Regions from separate parts of the Homo sapiens genome. Here region 1 is linked to region 2. Evidence: read pairs that join two places in POLR2A ChIA-PET (ENCODE). Cell type or tissue: A673. All regions are shown on one strand. Each heading gives the region's core, and the rest is flanking DNA. Links, peaks and the distances in the headings are about the cores only.

The links. Peaks named below come from ENCODE experiments on the same cell type or tissue, not always from the same donor. Only the 100,000 strongest peaks of a DNase experiment are listed, where the experiment ranks them.
Region 1: POLR2A ChIA-PET joins it to region 2 with 10 read pairs; 8 of 35 experiments call an interaction of 5 or more read pairs at or near these places.

Annotation. Positions count from the first base shown.
Region 1 is chr15:40,282,426-40,294,409 of GRCh38, forward strand. It overlaps PLCB2 (phospholipase C beta 2), which reads right to left. Exons shown (of 32, transcript NM_004573.3): 19 at 11,841-11,984; 20 at 11,135-11,299; 21 at 10,501-10,600; 22 at 9,914-10,018; 23 at 9,639-9,733; 24 at 9,424-9,499; 25 at 9,181-9,225; 26 at 8,840-9,062; 27 at 8,593-8,758; 28 at 8,336-8,412; 29 at 8,152-8,247; 30 at 7,600-7,657; 31 at 6,847-6,933; 32 at 5,484-6,493. The coding sequence ends at 6,290. It overlaps ANKRD63 (ankyrin repeat domain 63), which reads right to left and starts at 639. Exons shown (of 1, transcript NM_001190479.3): 1 at 1-639. The coding sequence starts at 161. RefSeq lists silencers at 121-390, 401-460, 531-600 and enhancers at 8,882-9,427, 9,428-9,972. In A673, for the core only: no CTCF peak of the experiment used is centred there; a DNase peak (open chromatin) is centred at 8,986; H3K4me3 peaks cover 685 bases.
Region 2 is chr15:40,415,738-40,418,348 of GRCh38, forward strand. IVD (isovaleryl-CoA dehydrogenase) reads left to right here. Exons shown (of 12, transcript NM_002225.5): 10 at 341-445; 11 at 553-625; 12 at 2,393-2,611. The coding sequence ends at 2,526. Among named protein-coding and RNA genes, the nearest start is that of IVD, 11 kb to the left of the region's middle. In A673, for the core only: no CTCF peak of the experiment used is centred there; no DNase peak of the experiment used is centred there.

The sequences.
Region 1 (11,984 bases), core at 7,949-10,448, 130 kb before region 2:
GCCACCATGAGCGGCGTACGGCCCTGCTCCGCGCGGCAGTCGATGATGCTGCGGTCCAGCGCATCCAACACGAAGCGGGCCAAGTGCACTTTGCCCGCCTGCATGGCCTCCAGGAAGGTGCGCGTCCCCGCTCGGGGGCACAGGTCCTTGGGTTTGAGCATGGCCCCGGCCGCCGCGCCCGGGCAGCCTGGCAGTTCCGCACGGGGGCGCCCCTGTTCTCGCGCCCCGCGGGGCTCCGGCCTCCGCCCGCGCTCTGATACCTCTCCCTCCGCGCGTGGGCGGCTGCAGCCGAGGGTCCCGAGGTTCCTACTCCGCTGTCCCGGAGGCTCCGACTGCCCCGCCGCTCCTGGGCCGCACGCCTGGCGTGTCGCCGCTCCTTCCCCGGGCCTCCCGCCTGGAGGTGTTGATTGCTCGCTACTCCGGGCTCCGCTCCTGGCCCGCCACCAGACGTCGGGAGCAGAGACTCGACCCTCTCCCGAGTCTCTCGCCGCTTTCCCGGTGTCCGGCGCCCCTCAGTCCTCGTGGTTTGGAGCCGCCGTGCCACTCACCCGCACCCAGGGCAGCCCCCGCTCCCCCGCAGCGACGGTGGCGCCCGCCGTGCACGCCTGCCTCCAGCCCTGGCGGGGCGCGCCGCTCCTCAAGCTGCTGGCGCCGTTCCTCCGCCTCCTCCCCTCTCGCGGGGGCCGGGCCACGCCAGGGCGCTTGCTCCTTACTTGGGGGGCTCAGCGGCGCGGGAGCTGCCGCCCGCCTAGATACCTGACTTTATAGCCTTGGGGGTCTCCATGGCAATGGCTGTCCTGGGAGCGGACTGCGCCGTCAGGGCAGAGACGGACGGGGCGGGGGAGACCGCTCCTGACCCCCACCCCTTCGTGGGCCACGAAGTAGGGGAGCGGTTCCTCCTCCGCGCTCCCCTGGGAATGCGGCGGCGGTTGCGGGGCGGGGGCGGGGGCTGCTCGCCGGGGGCCACATGCACCCAACCGGGCCAATCCCAAAGTCGCAGTCTTCTCTCCCCGCCCTCCGCCCCCAACCGAGTCGGTGCCCTCGGCTCCTTAGAAACTGGCGGGACCTCGGCCTCGTCGGGGAAGACTGAAAGCTGCCCCCATCGGTCCAGGGTGAAAGGAATTGGGACCCCATGAGCGCAGAACTGGACCACGCGCGAGCTAGGGGTGGCAGCGAAAGGCGGATGAGGAGTAATTTGGGGGAGGGGGTATACGTGCCGCGGATTGGGGGCGCTCAGCCTGGCTGGGAACTGCCACTCGAAGTGCAGAGAATCACGCACTCACACACAATTGTTCCACCCGCACACGCTCCCTGGGAACGAGGGGTGGGGTCCGAGTGCGCTCTCCAATTTCAGACGTCTCCAACCCCGACAACGCGCCCGCGTGCCAGCTCCTGGTGGCTGCCTAGCGGGCAGAGTGTAGACGCCCAGACCAGGGAGGGGCTCCTTAGGACCCGGGAGTGCCGCGGACATGTTAAAAGTTCCCTGGCGCCGCCACCCTGGAAAGAGCTAGGGACCCACTCGAGGTTCCCTGCCCCTCGCTTCTCCCTTGAGCACAAAACAACCCCCAGGCCACAGGGCTCTGGCTCTGACCACTGGCTGACCCCTAAAGAGAGGAGGCGAGCACAAGTTCCATTTTCCGTAAGATGCTTGGAGAAACCACTGCATCTCCTCTCCCTCCGGCCAGCAGGTCCCCCTCGGTCCTGGAGGAGGGGGGATGATACACAGGCCTGGGCGGAGCAGAGTTAGGGCGCCTCAGAGCCTGGGTGTGGGTGGTGGGGAGGGTGTGAGTAGGGTTGGAATGGATATTTGTAAAGTAAGGAGTAAAGCAGTTATCAGCTGCAGAATTTACTGAGACTTTTCATGAGCCGCACATTTTGTTGCCGGCAGCGGGTAAGAGAGAGACAGAATCTCGGTTCTGGGTGCGAGACGTTCCACCTCTTAAGAAGACAACACTGGGACTTAAAAAATGGACGTTGTCACCTGAGGGCTGAATTCTTCTGCTAAATACGTACCAACACAGTCCTTGGATGAAAAGATGGAGTTGTGGGCAGGAGAGGGCTCTCGGGCCTTTTAAAGATAGGCCTTCAAGGATGTGCGGGATCTGGCTGCAAAAGAAAGAAGGAAGGAATCCCAGGCCGGGTGCAGTGGCTCACGCCTGTAATCCCAGCACTTTGGGAGGCCGAGGCGGGCGGATCACGAGATCAAGGGATCGAGACCATCCTGGCCAACATGGTGAAACCCCGTCTCTACTAAAAATACAAAAATTAGCTGGGCGCGGTGGCACGCGCCTGTAGTCCCTGCTACTTGGGAGGCTGACGCAGGAGAATTGCTTGAACCTGGGAGGCAGAGGTTGCAGTGAGCCGAGATCACGCCACTGCACTCCAGCCTGGAGACAGAGTGAGACTCCGTCAAAAAAAAAAAAAAAAAAAAAAAAAAAAGGAAGTAATTCCAGACGGGTTCTGGAGGCAAAGGCTTGGAAGCAGGATAAACCTTCAGGGGACACTATTGAGGGCTGCTTTAAGGGGTCCCTTCCTATCAGAGACAGGAAATAAGGGAAGAATGATGGTGTTCTCAGTCTGAGCAGATGCTTTGGAGTAGGAGATGCCTGGGGAAAGGTACTGGGCATAGATAGGCGTGGCAAAGTGGGCTCATGGCCCTGCACCCTGAACCCCTTGCCTCTCTCCAGCTCCCAGGCTCCGGGGATGTCCACCTTGAATTTGGCACCCAGGCCATGGAGCAGAGGCTCCCACTCCCCTCTGTCACGTGAGGAGCGTGTGATGTGTACCTGCATCCACTACGAAGCCCCCCTTTTCTCTTTTTGCATTTGTTAAGCCTTTGGTCAGGGATCTGCCAATTTTCTTTCCTGGTGTCATGAAAAGGCCACAGATCTGACATCAGCGTTAAGTCCCAGCTTGAAGGCATTTACTAGCAGTGTGGCTCCAAGCCTGCATATTCTCAGCTGCAAAATGAGACTGATAAATACCAGCCCTGCCTGCTTTACACAAGAACAAGTTAGAAAGTGTCAGGGAAAGAGCTGCATAGTTATTTCATTTTTTTTATTTTGTTTTGTTTTGTTTTCTAGAGCTGCATAGTTATTTAGAGTGCAGCCCTCAAAGCTGCTCCCGCCCCAGAGCTAGGGCCCCCTTCTGGGGTGGCCCCCAGGAATGGATAGAGACTCTCCACCCCCAGTAACTGGGCAGGAATGCTCTCCTTTACTCAGCAGAAGAAAGGCTTTTCTTCCCTTTATGACTCAACTTCTCTTTTCAGCACTGTGAGGGAAATTGCTTTCTTCCCTTCTATTTCCAAGGTCAGAGGAGGGTGTACCCCTGGAACCTGTGTGTGGCCCACCAGCCTGACAAGCCATGACTCACACCCCCCCAGGTGGAGGAGAGAAGCAGCAGAAACCCAGAATGGGCACTTTCTTGGTCCTGAAGAGCCCCTCCTCCCTGAGACAACTGAGCTTCATTTCTGTTCCTGTTCCTCCGTGGTGGATTGAGACAGTTCCAGGGAAGAAGAGTTGGGGCAGAAAGTGCTGTGCTGGGTACCCTTTGGAAGGAGCAGTTGGTTCCCATGGCAGGAAGGGGGTGGTGGTGCCAGGTCTCGAGCCCTGGAGCCTTTGCTCTGACTTCTCTATGGGCTCAGTATGTTCTGAACAGAAAAGAAACAGCAAAGCTGAAAAAAAGCTGAGACTTTGCTGCAGAGCACAGAGGCACCAACAGCCGGAATTAGAAGCTGTCGCTTAGGGAGCTGAAGGCTGACAGGAGATGGAGCCCAGGCAGGCAGGGGGCAGGCAGGCACGTCATACTCACCTCCCCTCCTCTCCCCTCCTGTCCCACCTGCTGGGCCTGTCCTCCCAGCAGGCCCCAGGCTGGCAGAAGGGCTCCCTCCCCAAGATGCCTCAGTGTGGTCTGCCACTCTGTCTGCAACTGCCTCCCTCTCAGGCCCCTTCTTTCCTCAAGTGTCACCAGCCCCCTCACGCTGTCACGTTGCACCAGCTTGGCAGGGTTGGGCCTGGTGGCATGTGTCTGGGAGATCCAGAGGGCTGCTCAGGGGATGCAGGGGGCGGGGTGAGTCAGCAGGGGACTCGAGTCTGAGTCAGCAATGGAATTGGGAAAGGGGTAGGGACCCTTCTCTTTGTGCAAAAGGTGAAACTGAGGCATGATGCGTGAAGGGAGCCTTGCCCCAGTCCCATAGATACACAGCAGTGATGGAACCCAGGTGTCCTTCACCTGCCCCAGTACCCCAAGGGAAGGCGTCAACTCTTCTTCTATACATCCCCTGCAGCCAGAGACTAATTCATCTCCAGGACCCAGAGATGGCATTTGCCTAAGGGACACCTTGCCTTTTTGGGAGGAAAGCAGGGAGGCAGGTATCTAGGCCTGGCCACATGGGAAGGCCCCAGTCGGCTATGCAGAGGCCTCTCCGGGGGCAGGATTGCATCGCCTTCCCCATTCCTGGGCTACCCAGCTCCAGACTGGGAGCCCAGAGACTCTGCGTGGCCTGGCCCAGAGGTGAGGGGAAGGCAGCTTTTCCTTCTCCTGTACAGTCATCAGCAAAATCTGGGGGCTGCCCAGTGGGCTCCATTGGGCTCTGGCTCTGGCTTACGTGCACATGCCTGGGTCAGTGAGTTCCTCTAGGCCCGAATCCTCACCTTTACAGCCCAGTGCCTGGCAGAAGGGTTGAACATAGGGCACCACCCTGGGGTATAGGTGGTCTGCCCCAGCGTATCCAGTCTGTAATGATGTAGGGAGCAGGCTGATCAATGCTAGGCCTTAGCCCAGTAAATGATCAGCCCCCTCACCTCACCCTACAGCCAGGGCCTGGTAGAATCCCAGAGGTCAGACTCCCAGAGGGATGGGATGGCAGGGTGGGGGCAGGAGGACCTGTTTACTTTCCAAAGGAACAGGTGCTCACAGCTAACGGCATGTGCTGTAACTCTAATAAGAAAACAACCTCTTCCCAGAATCAATCCCCCTCTGCCTCCTAAGCCAGTGCCTGTCCCTATTTGGGATTTGGGATCATGTCATCGGTGCAGTGAGTGGCTGCCCACAAGCCCCTCCACAGCAAGTTTTGAGGTCAACCATAGCTGCCATAGGGTCCTGAGCATCCAACCACTCTGTCTTCCTAAAGGGGCCTAGATTGCCTAAAAGTTTGGAACTCCCCCTAAAATAGGGGACATCTTTGCACTCAGCTCTTCTGCTCCAACCCCGAGAGTGGAGACAATGAAGGGCCACATCTGTGTGGGGGCGAAGAGGGGGTGACATAATTTTCCAGTGATTGTGGCATCAGGGCCAGCAGAAGGGGAAATGAATCCTCTTCAAGTCCAGAGGCAGGGCCATTTCACTGGACTCTGGAAAGGACCTCACCCTGGGTTCAGCTCCCAAGAGATTTTTTTTTCCCCAGCCCGTTTCATTTCAGGGGCACTCCACTACCCTGCCCCCATTTTCTACCTGTAGAATAGAGACCAGGCTTAAGCAGGAAACACTGGGACGAGGTTCTTTAATAGGAGTAGGAAAGAGAAAAATAAATAAACCTCATAAATTCAGGAGAGCAAATGATGCTGACCTTGTCAGGCAGGCAGCCTGAGAGGGGTACATGGTAGGAACTGCCTGCCCCCAGGCCTAGGAAGAGGGGTGAGCCAGGGTCAGGGTGGAACAGCACCCAAGAGCCCACTGCCCCTTGTGACTCAGCCAAGCAGGGCCAAGGCAGCTTTTCCATTTCAGCCTCCCGTTCCGGACAGGCAGAGGGGAGGGGAGGGCCCTCAGCCAGGGAGTGGCCGTCCCCAGGGAGCTGTGAGGTAGTGCCAGGATCTGCCTCAAGGAGTGGACAAGGCCAACTCAGGGCAGGCCTGATGGGGCCTGGAAGCCTGGGGCAGGAGGGTTCGGGGCTAGAGTGGAGGTGAGTGGGTCCAACCCTCCAGGTGAGGAAACTGAGCCCAGAGCTGGTTGCTCAATAGGAAAGGCAGAGTGGGGCCAGGATCCCACTTTCTGCCTTCCAGTCCATAGTCTTTTGCCCTCAACAAATATATGACACTTATCTAGAGATGGAGGGGGAGGTAGGAAGTCAGCTTGAGAAGACTTCTAGGCCCCAGAGAGGCCCTGCCGTGAGGGTGCCTGGGTCCTGTCTCAGACTCTGGCCTGGCCGTTGAGGAGGGGGCTGCAGCGTCCAAGGCAGCCACAGGTTCCCACAGCCTCAGAAGGCTGGGGCTCCTTTTTCCTGGGGGAATAGAACCACATCCCAGAGAAGGGGCTGAACCTCCTTGCTAAATGTCCCAGTGGGATGGGGGCATCAGAGGCGGCTCTCCTGGGCATCTGCCTTTGCTATGAGTGGGTCCTGCTCACACAGCTCTGGGGGGCACTCGCAGGCCCTCTCAGGCTTGTCCTTGGCCTCGGAGGGAAAGCAGGTCCTGAGGCAGGCCCTCACCGACTCCTTCACCTCTGCCTCCAGACCCTTCATCCTGGCCTCGTACTCTGCCAGCGCCTCCTTCTGGAACTGTGGAGACAGCAAGGACCCCTGCCTGGCTCAGGAGGGGCCTGCTGGCCACCCTCGCTCCCTGGACAGTGGGAACAGGAGATGCCCAATATCCATGTTCGGAGCTCCCAGGAGACTGGGGTGAGAGGCAGGGTGGGGGAGTGGTAGAGCCCATCAGGAGCCTCTCAGGAAAGGGGATCCTAACCAGGCGGAGATCTGCAGAGCTGCCTCATTTGAAAGGGCCTCGGGACCCCACAGTGAAGGATGATGGCCCCCTTCCCCTACCCTCTCACTGGCAGCTCCCTGGGGCAAGGCCCCTTTACAACCCGGAACCCATTCAGTTCTGCTGGGGGTCCCAGTAGTGAACCTGTTACCTGCTTTTCCATCTCCCGTATCTGTTCCAGGCAAGCCGCCTGCTTCTCCTCCAGCTTCTCCTGGTGCCTCTCCAAGTTCTCCGTCATCTGGGTGGGAGTGGATGGCAGAGAATCAGGACAACACAGACAGGCAAGCTGGGTCAGAATCCAGCTGTAATCCCAGCTAACTAGTTGTAAGACTTTGGGCAAATTCCTTAACATTAGGTAGTTTTTAAAATTTGTAAGATAAGGATAGCAGCACCTGTCTCACTGGACTGTAAAAGATTATACAAGACAGCTCATGTGAGGCACCTGGCAGAGTGCCTGGCACAGGTCAGGACCCAGTAGGTGGCAGCTGTGTTCTGTGGTTAATGATCCCTAGGGGAGCTTCAGGTCCATTATTCCTTGGCACCTCAGGAAGCTTCCTCACTCCCTCTTCATCCCCTGACCCTCGCCAGTCCCAGCCTCCCCTGGCCCTGATATGGGCCAGTTAGCCCATATCATTTCCACACATGAGAACTGGCCAGAGACAGATCCCTTCAGGCTGGTACCCCAACCTCCATACACAGGCCAGAACCCCAGGATGTCCCCTGCCACCCCAGCTGCATGGACAGCGCTAGGCAGTGCATCTCCTAAGGGCAAAGTCAGGGCCTGGGGCCACCCCTTCCTACTTGTGAAGAGAGAGAGAGAGAGAGAGAGAGAGAGAGAGAGAGAGAGAGTGTGTGTGTGTGTGTGTGTGTGTGTGTGTTTAGGAAGGACACAGCCCTTACACACCTGCTTGATCACCTGCACTACTTCCTGGATGTGGGAGTTGTTAATCTCTCTCTTCAACCTGTTGGTGTAATTGGAGTTTTAGAAAAGGGAGAAAACCCCTAGGGAGAGTAGGGTAACATGAAGTCTACGCAGGATGTAGGCAAATGAGAAATCCAACATAGGGCAGGAACCAGCTGGGGGCAGGTGTGGGGACCCAAGGAGTATGTAGGGGCCACTGGGAGTCCTGGGGCCCTCTGAGGGAACCATTTCCCCATCAAAACACACTGTCCTTCCGTGGGAAACAGTGCCACCACAGTGGACAGGCTACAATCCCAAGGCCTCAGCTCCCTCCCTGCAGGCTTGGCTGCCTCCAGAGCTCTGCCCATGTAGTGTTGGCCTCCGTGTTTTGTCTGAGGAGGACACTCTGATCAAAGGTGACAGGGGGGATCCGCTTTTTGGAGAGCCAGGGGACAGATGCATCTTTGGGAAGTGAGTCAGGATCCATTTGTAGAGAGGCCCCTTTCCACCTGAAGTGGGGTCTGCCCAGCCCTGGGCCTCCCCTCCAGGGCTCACCTCTCCTGGGCCATCTTGTCTGTGGTGACTTTGGTCATGCCCTGGATCCGCTCCAGTCTCTTTGTCTCCAGCTTTTTCTTCATCTCTTTGGTGTCGCTGCAGAGAGACAGGCATGAAGGAGCTGTTTTGTGCGGCTGAGCCCTTGCTGGGAGGCGAAGCAGGTGTGGGAGGGAGGCAGTCGTACTTCTCCGACGTCTCCTTCAGGGCCTTCAGCTCTGCCGCCTGTTTCTCTCTGGCCAGCTCCATCATTTTGGAGATTTGCTGCAGGGAGAGGAAGTAAGCTTGGCGAGAAGCCCTTTGTTGTTCAGAGGGAGTACGGGGGGCGGGGGTCGGTGGAGGGGAGTCGGTGAGGGGGTTGGGTCGGTGAGAGGGGCGAATGGGGTCCATGGGGGGTGGGGTCGGTGGGGCTGGTGGGGTTGTCGCCCTGCCCCTCCCGGCCACCTCGGCCACGTGCTGCTCCTTGCGCTTCAGAACGCACTCGTACTGCTCCTCGCCCTGCCGCAGCAGCTCCAGCTCCAGCCTGTCTTTCAGCTCCCGCACGCGCCCGTCCACGCCCTCAGGGCCCTCGCCCGGCGCGGCTCCGGCGCTCTCCTCGCGGGGCAGGCTCCTGGGGAGGCCACGTGGGGACAGGCCCTGAGATCCTGCGCCACCCGCGCTGCAGAGGGCAGGGCACCGCCACGAGCCTTACCTCTTCTTGCGAGAGCCCTTGCCGGGACCGAGCTTGCAGGCCCCGACGCCCCCCACGCCCGGTGGCCCGAGCTCCGCCAGCTGCGCCGCGCCCCGCTGCAGCAGCTCCTCCCAGCGCCGCGCTCCGCGCCGCTCCAACTCTCGCAGCTCCTTCTCGTGCCGCCGCTGCAGCTTCACCACGCCCTTTAGCTCCCGGAGCTCCTCCAGGCTGGCGGTCCGCGGCTCTGCGGAGGCCCGGGTGAGGCGCAACACCGGCCAGGCCGTCCTGCCCGTCCAACCCCCAAGGAGCCCCGGACCCGCCCCAGGCTCATCCCCGAGATCACCGGGCTCAGCAGGCCTTACCCGCAGCTTCTTTCATAGCCTCTTCCCTGGCCCCGGCCCTGGCTGCTGCAAGAGCCACGGGCTGGGCTGTCAGGTGCTCTGGGGGGCCCCTTGGCTCCGTTCGCCTCCTCCACACCGCCCCCTGGGAGTCGCAGTATGTGCCCCCTGCCCCGCACTTTCCCTAGGTGAAATTTTTTAAAGGGAAGTGCCTGTGGGTGCAGAGGTGGAGGTGCCCCCAGTAGGTGTGCGGACCGAAGCTCATACCTGGTGACCCATTGCTCGTTGGGGCCAACGCCCCATTGACCTGGCTGGCAACTGGACTCGCCAGTGGGAAGGGCTTCTGTGTAGGGAGAGCAGGTCAGGAAGGTGGCTTGACAGCCCTCTCTCCCCGAGCCTGGGACTCGGCCCTCTCCCCAGCCTCTCCCATAAATAGGGCTAATCTCTGGTGAGCCCCTGGCAGCAGTGCAGGCAACACAGACCTCAGGCAGACCTCCCATGGCCTCCTTGAGCTTCACAGACTTCGTGTCATGGGCACTGAAGAACTTAATGGGGTTGGCGAGGGCCACAGTGAGATCTGGGTGGGTGCACAGGACATTACAACATAGTGTATATGGAGATGTGGCTGGAAGTCTCCCCTGTCCTCACCCACTCCAGGATGCCCCATCTGGATCCCACCCCAACTCTGGAAGCTGGCTTGATGGGAAGGAAGGGGGAACAGACACCCCGAGGCTCCTGGCATGCCATGGGCTCCTACCTGCCCAAGCACCAGGTATGTAGTCCTTCATCTCCAGGAAGATGAAGAGCGCAGGCATGGTGAGGGGCATGTTGCTCTCACTGTGCAGGCACAGGTGGTGGTACCCTGTGAGACAGGACAGGGTAGGCAGTGAGCCAGAGCCCGTTCCTGCCAGCACTGTGCACACACAGCCTAGGACCCAAGGGTCTGAGTCTGGCACTGCACCATCCTGGCTGTGTGACTTCAGCCAGGTTACTTTAACTCTCTGAGACTTTACTCATCTATGAAGAGGGGATGAGTGTCTACTCATGTGGTTATTGTGAGGATGAAGTGAGAATGTATTATAAGCCCTTAGCAAATTTTAAATGCCCATAAGTGTCAGCTACTTGAGAAACTGCCCCAGCCGTTTCAGAAAATTACAGCAATTCTGTTAGGTGGGCAGAGTTCCCGCCTCTCTTAGGTTCCTGGAGAGGTACTGTTCTGCCCTACTCCTTACAATGTGAGGGCTTAGGTAAGGCCTCACTCCAGGCCCCCTCCCAGAAGCTGCCCCACCCTGTGCACAGGCTCCTGCTGCTGATCTTGGAACAGTGAAGGACCCCACTCCTTACCAGAATTTAGGGCATTGATGGGGATGATGCGGTGTCCAAGAAACTTGTTGCCTTCCTCCATCACAGCCACTCTGAGGGAGGCCAGCTCAGGCATCAAGATCTGGGGAGAGTTGGGGACATGACAGGCTGGGAGGGGAGAGAGGAGCCAAGCTGACCCCCTCCCTGGCTCCAGAAGTCTCAGCATCAGTGTGAGAACATGGTGAGTGTCACCAGATTTGGTGAGGACAGACAGAGGGCACACTCTAGGCCATATACAAAGACATCCCCACAGCACATGCCATGGCTGGTTCCACACAGGGGAGGAGGGCTGGATTTGCAGCCCAAGGCTGAGGGGGCCTGGCACAGATAGCCCTTGACAGCTTTGCCAGTGGGTATCCAGTGGGGCAAAAGACTCCCATGGGAACCTCAACCCTGAGTGCACATTTCTGCCTCTAATCTTCACACACACACACTCTGCCTACCAAGTAAACTTCTGTAAACTTGGGTTTTGCACTCTTGAAACAGGAGGGCCCAGGGTGAGGGATGGGAAGAGGAGGAGGAGGAAGGTCAAGGAGCTGCCTTGTTTACTTCCTCTTGTCTGTAAGTAGAGGCCAAGAACTAGACAGACTCTGCCCTGCCATGCCCTGGCCCCCACCTTCTCAAAGACAAAGGGCTCCTCCTTCCAGACAGGATTGATGGAGTTAGTACTGGGTGACAGCTTAGTTCGATAGCGCCTCTTGGGGTCCCCAGGAAGGCCAAACAGCTCCACTTCTACATAGGTGCGCACGCTGCGTTCTGACAGGAACTGCCCAGAGATCACCTGGGGGTAGGGGCCCAGGAAAACCAGCATCAAATCCCCACCCAGGCTCTTCCCCAAGCATCTGGGGCCCCTGGCTGCCTAGAGCTGAAGCATTCGTTCTTGGGTGTTATGAAGAACCTCACTCAGCTCTGGCCATGAGTAGAGAGGCTGTGTAGCCCACGGGTTACAGCTAAGCTCTGAGGACCAGGGTGCTTCTAGCATGAAGGGAAGAGGTGGGCCTCCCACCTCCCTCCCTAGCCAAAGAGGGAACAATGCCTTCCCCCAGGACCTGGGGCTCCGGCTGCCCCACTCTGCCCACTCTTCCTCCCCTCCCCCACCCCAGCCTCAGCCCTTCCCGTTGGTTTCCATGGGGACCAAGTGGCAGCCTCCAGTGCTGAGGAGGAGGCAGTTTCCAAGGCAACTTGCTACTGCAGGAACTGGCTGGGGCTGAAGTTTCCAGGATATCAGGGGAGGGGGTTGCGAGTTGAGTGAGGGGTGGGCTCCTGTGCCCTTCTACTCAAGACCTCAGCCTCCCGGCCACTTGTGTGCCCCAGGGCCTTGCCGTAATGGAAAGGGTGGTGGCCACCACCACGTCGATGCGGTCCACTGAGAAGGGGTTGAACTGCTTGTCCGGCCGGCGCATGAACTCATGCTTGAGGAGGTAGCCGCTCTGCCCGTTGAACTCAAATACTGCCATGTTCTGCTG
Region 2 (2,611 bases), core at 112-2,611:
TTGTGGGGGCAGAAGGGAAAGAGGTTGCTATTTGTAGTTAGACCTTCTGGTCCGAAGAAGCTGCTGGAAGGTAATAAGCATTGGAGTAAATGGTGCCTTGGGAGCCATGCCTTTCGGAGGCAGTGATGGCCACTTCGGGGTGTCATGCGGGCTGTGGAACAGCCACTCTGTGGCCCTAACTCCCACACCTGCCCCCATCTCCATCATCCTGAGTAAATCCCATCTCCTCTCCATGCCCCTGCTTCCTCATCCTTGGCTGTCTTGTTGCCATTGCTGACCTGCTTTTGGTAACTGAGAGAGTGTTCCAGCATGTTGACCTGTGACATCCCTTTGTGCCCAGTTGATGCAGGGGAAGATGGCTGACATGTACACCCGCCTCATGGCGTGTCGGCAGTATGTCTACAATGTCGCCAAGGCCTGCGATGAGGGCCATTGCACTGCTAAGGTGAGGGCCAGCCTCAGTCGGGGAGAGGCGGGGGCAGTGGACCAGCTGCTGAGACTTGCTGTCTGCGTGCCTCGCAGGGCCCTGCTGACCCCAGCTTCCTCCCGTAGGACTGTGCAGGTGTGATTCTTTACTCAGCTGAGTGTGCCACACAGGTAGCCCTGGACGGCATTCAGTGTTTTGGTGAGTGATCCCCACTTCCCAGTCCCGGGGCTCCCTCACTCCTGGGGCCTGTGGCTGCTTCAGAAAGCAGTTTCAGGGCGGGCGTGGTGGCTCACACCTATAATCCCAGCACTTTGGGAGGCCGAGGTAGGCAGATCACCTGAGGTCAGGAGTTCAAGACCAGCCTGGCCAACATGGTGAAACCGCATGCCGGGCATGATGGTGCATGCCTGTAATCCCAGCTACTTGGGAGGCTGAGGCAGGAGAATCGCTTGAACCCGGGAGGCAGAGGTTGCAGTGAACAAAGATTGCACCATTGCACTCCAGCCTAGGTGACAGAGCGAGAGGCTGTCTCAAAAAAAAGCAATTTCCTCTCCACTTCTCCACTCCTCACTATGTGCTTATGCTAGGCCCAGCTGAGCTGGGACCTTCGGGCTCTTTCTGTCCCAGTTACAAGGAGGAAATGGAAAGCAAATGAGAAAACTGCTAGATGCCAGGAGTTGCTGCTGCCTTCGGCAACACCCCCCTCTCATCCTCCCCGCCTCATAGATGCTAGGAAATGGGAAAGGGAGATGTGGCTGGGCACAGTGGCTCACACCTGTAATTCCAACACTTTAGGAGACTGAGGCCAGTGAATCACCTGAGATCAGGAGTTTGAGACCAGCCTGGCCAACATGGTGAAACCCTGTTTCTACTAAAAATACAAAAAAAAATTAGCCAAGTGTGGTGGCAGGAGCCTGTAATCCCAGCTATTTGGAAGGCTGAGGCTGGAGAATCTCTTGAACCCAGGAGGCGGAGGTTGCAGTGACCGGAGATCGCGCCATTGCACTCCAGCCTGAGTGACAAGAGTGAAACTCCGTCTCGGAAAAAAAAAAAAAAAAAAAGGCCGGGCACGGTGGCTCACACCTGTAATCCCAGCACTTTGGGAGGCCGAGGCAGGTGGATCACCTGAGGTCAGGAGTTCGAGACCAGCCTGACCAACGTGGTGAAACCCCATCTCTACTAAAAATACAAAAATTAGCTGGGTGCAGTGGTGCGCGCCTGTAATCCCAGCTACTCAGGAGGCTGAGGCAGGAGAATCACTTGAACCTTGGATGCGGAGGTTGCAGAGAGCCAATATCATGCCACTGCACTCCAGCCTAGGCCACAGAGCATGACTCCAAAAAAAAAAAAAAAAAAGCTAAATGGAAATTTCTAGAAATAGTTCATAAGTTTCAAATCCACACCATCCTGAATAGCTTGAAGTGTTGTGCCATGCTGCTCTGTCATGTTTGGTACGTGAATCGTCCCTTTGTGCAGCCTATCTATGCTATGTGGGCTACCTGCCCGTTAGTAGTCACCTAGGGTATCCAATCAGCTGTCCTGATATCAGAGTGCCTGTGTTCAAGTAACTCTTATTTTGCTCAGTGGCCCCAGATTGCAAGAGTAGTGATGCTGGCATGTCATAATAGTTCTATTTTAGTATTTGTTATTATTGTTGATCTGTTACTATGCCTAGCTCATAAATTAAACTTTCTCATAAGTATGTATGTATAGGGAAAAAAACAACATATATATGGGGTTCGGTACTATCTACGGTTTCAGGCATCCACTGGGGTCTTGGAATGTATCCTCCAAGGATAAGGAAGGACTAGTGTATTCCCCACACCCCTCCCTCTTGCTACCTTTTGCTGCTTTTCTTTAATCACCCTCTCCTCCTGTGGCCTGTTTCTATATACTTGGCATTCTGTTTGCTTTCTTTGTTTTGTCAATCACTTCCTTTCTTCTCTGCCCAAACCCTGGTTGCAGGTGGCAATGGCTACATCAATGACTTTCCCATGGGCCGCTTTCTTCGAGATGCCAAGCTGTATGAGATAGGGGCTGGGACCAGCGAGGTGAGGCGGCTGGTCATCGGCAGAGCCTTCAATGCAGACTTTCACTAGTCCTGAGACCCTTCGCCCCCTTTTCCTGCACCTAGTGGCCTTTCTTGGGAAGTAGAGATGTGGCGGCTTTCCCACCCTGCCCACA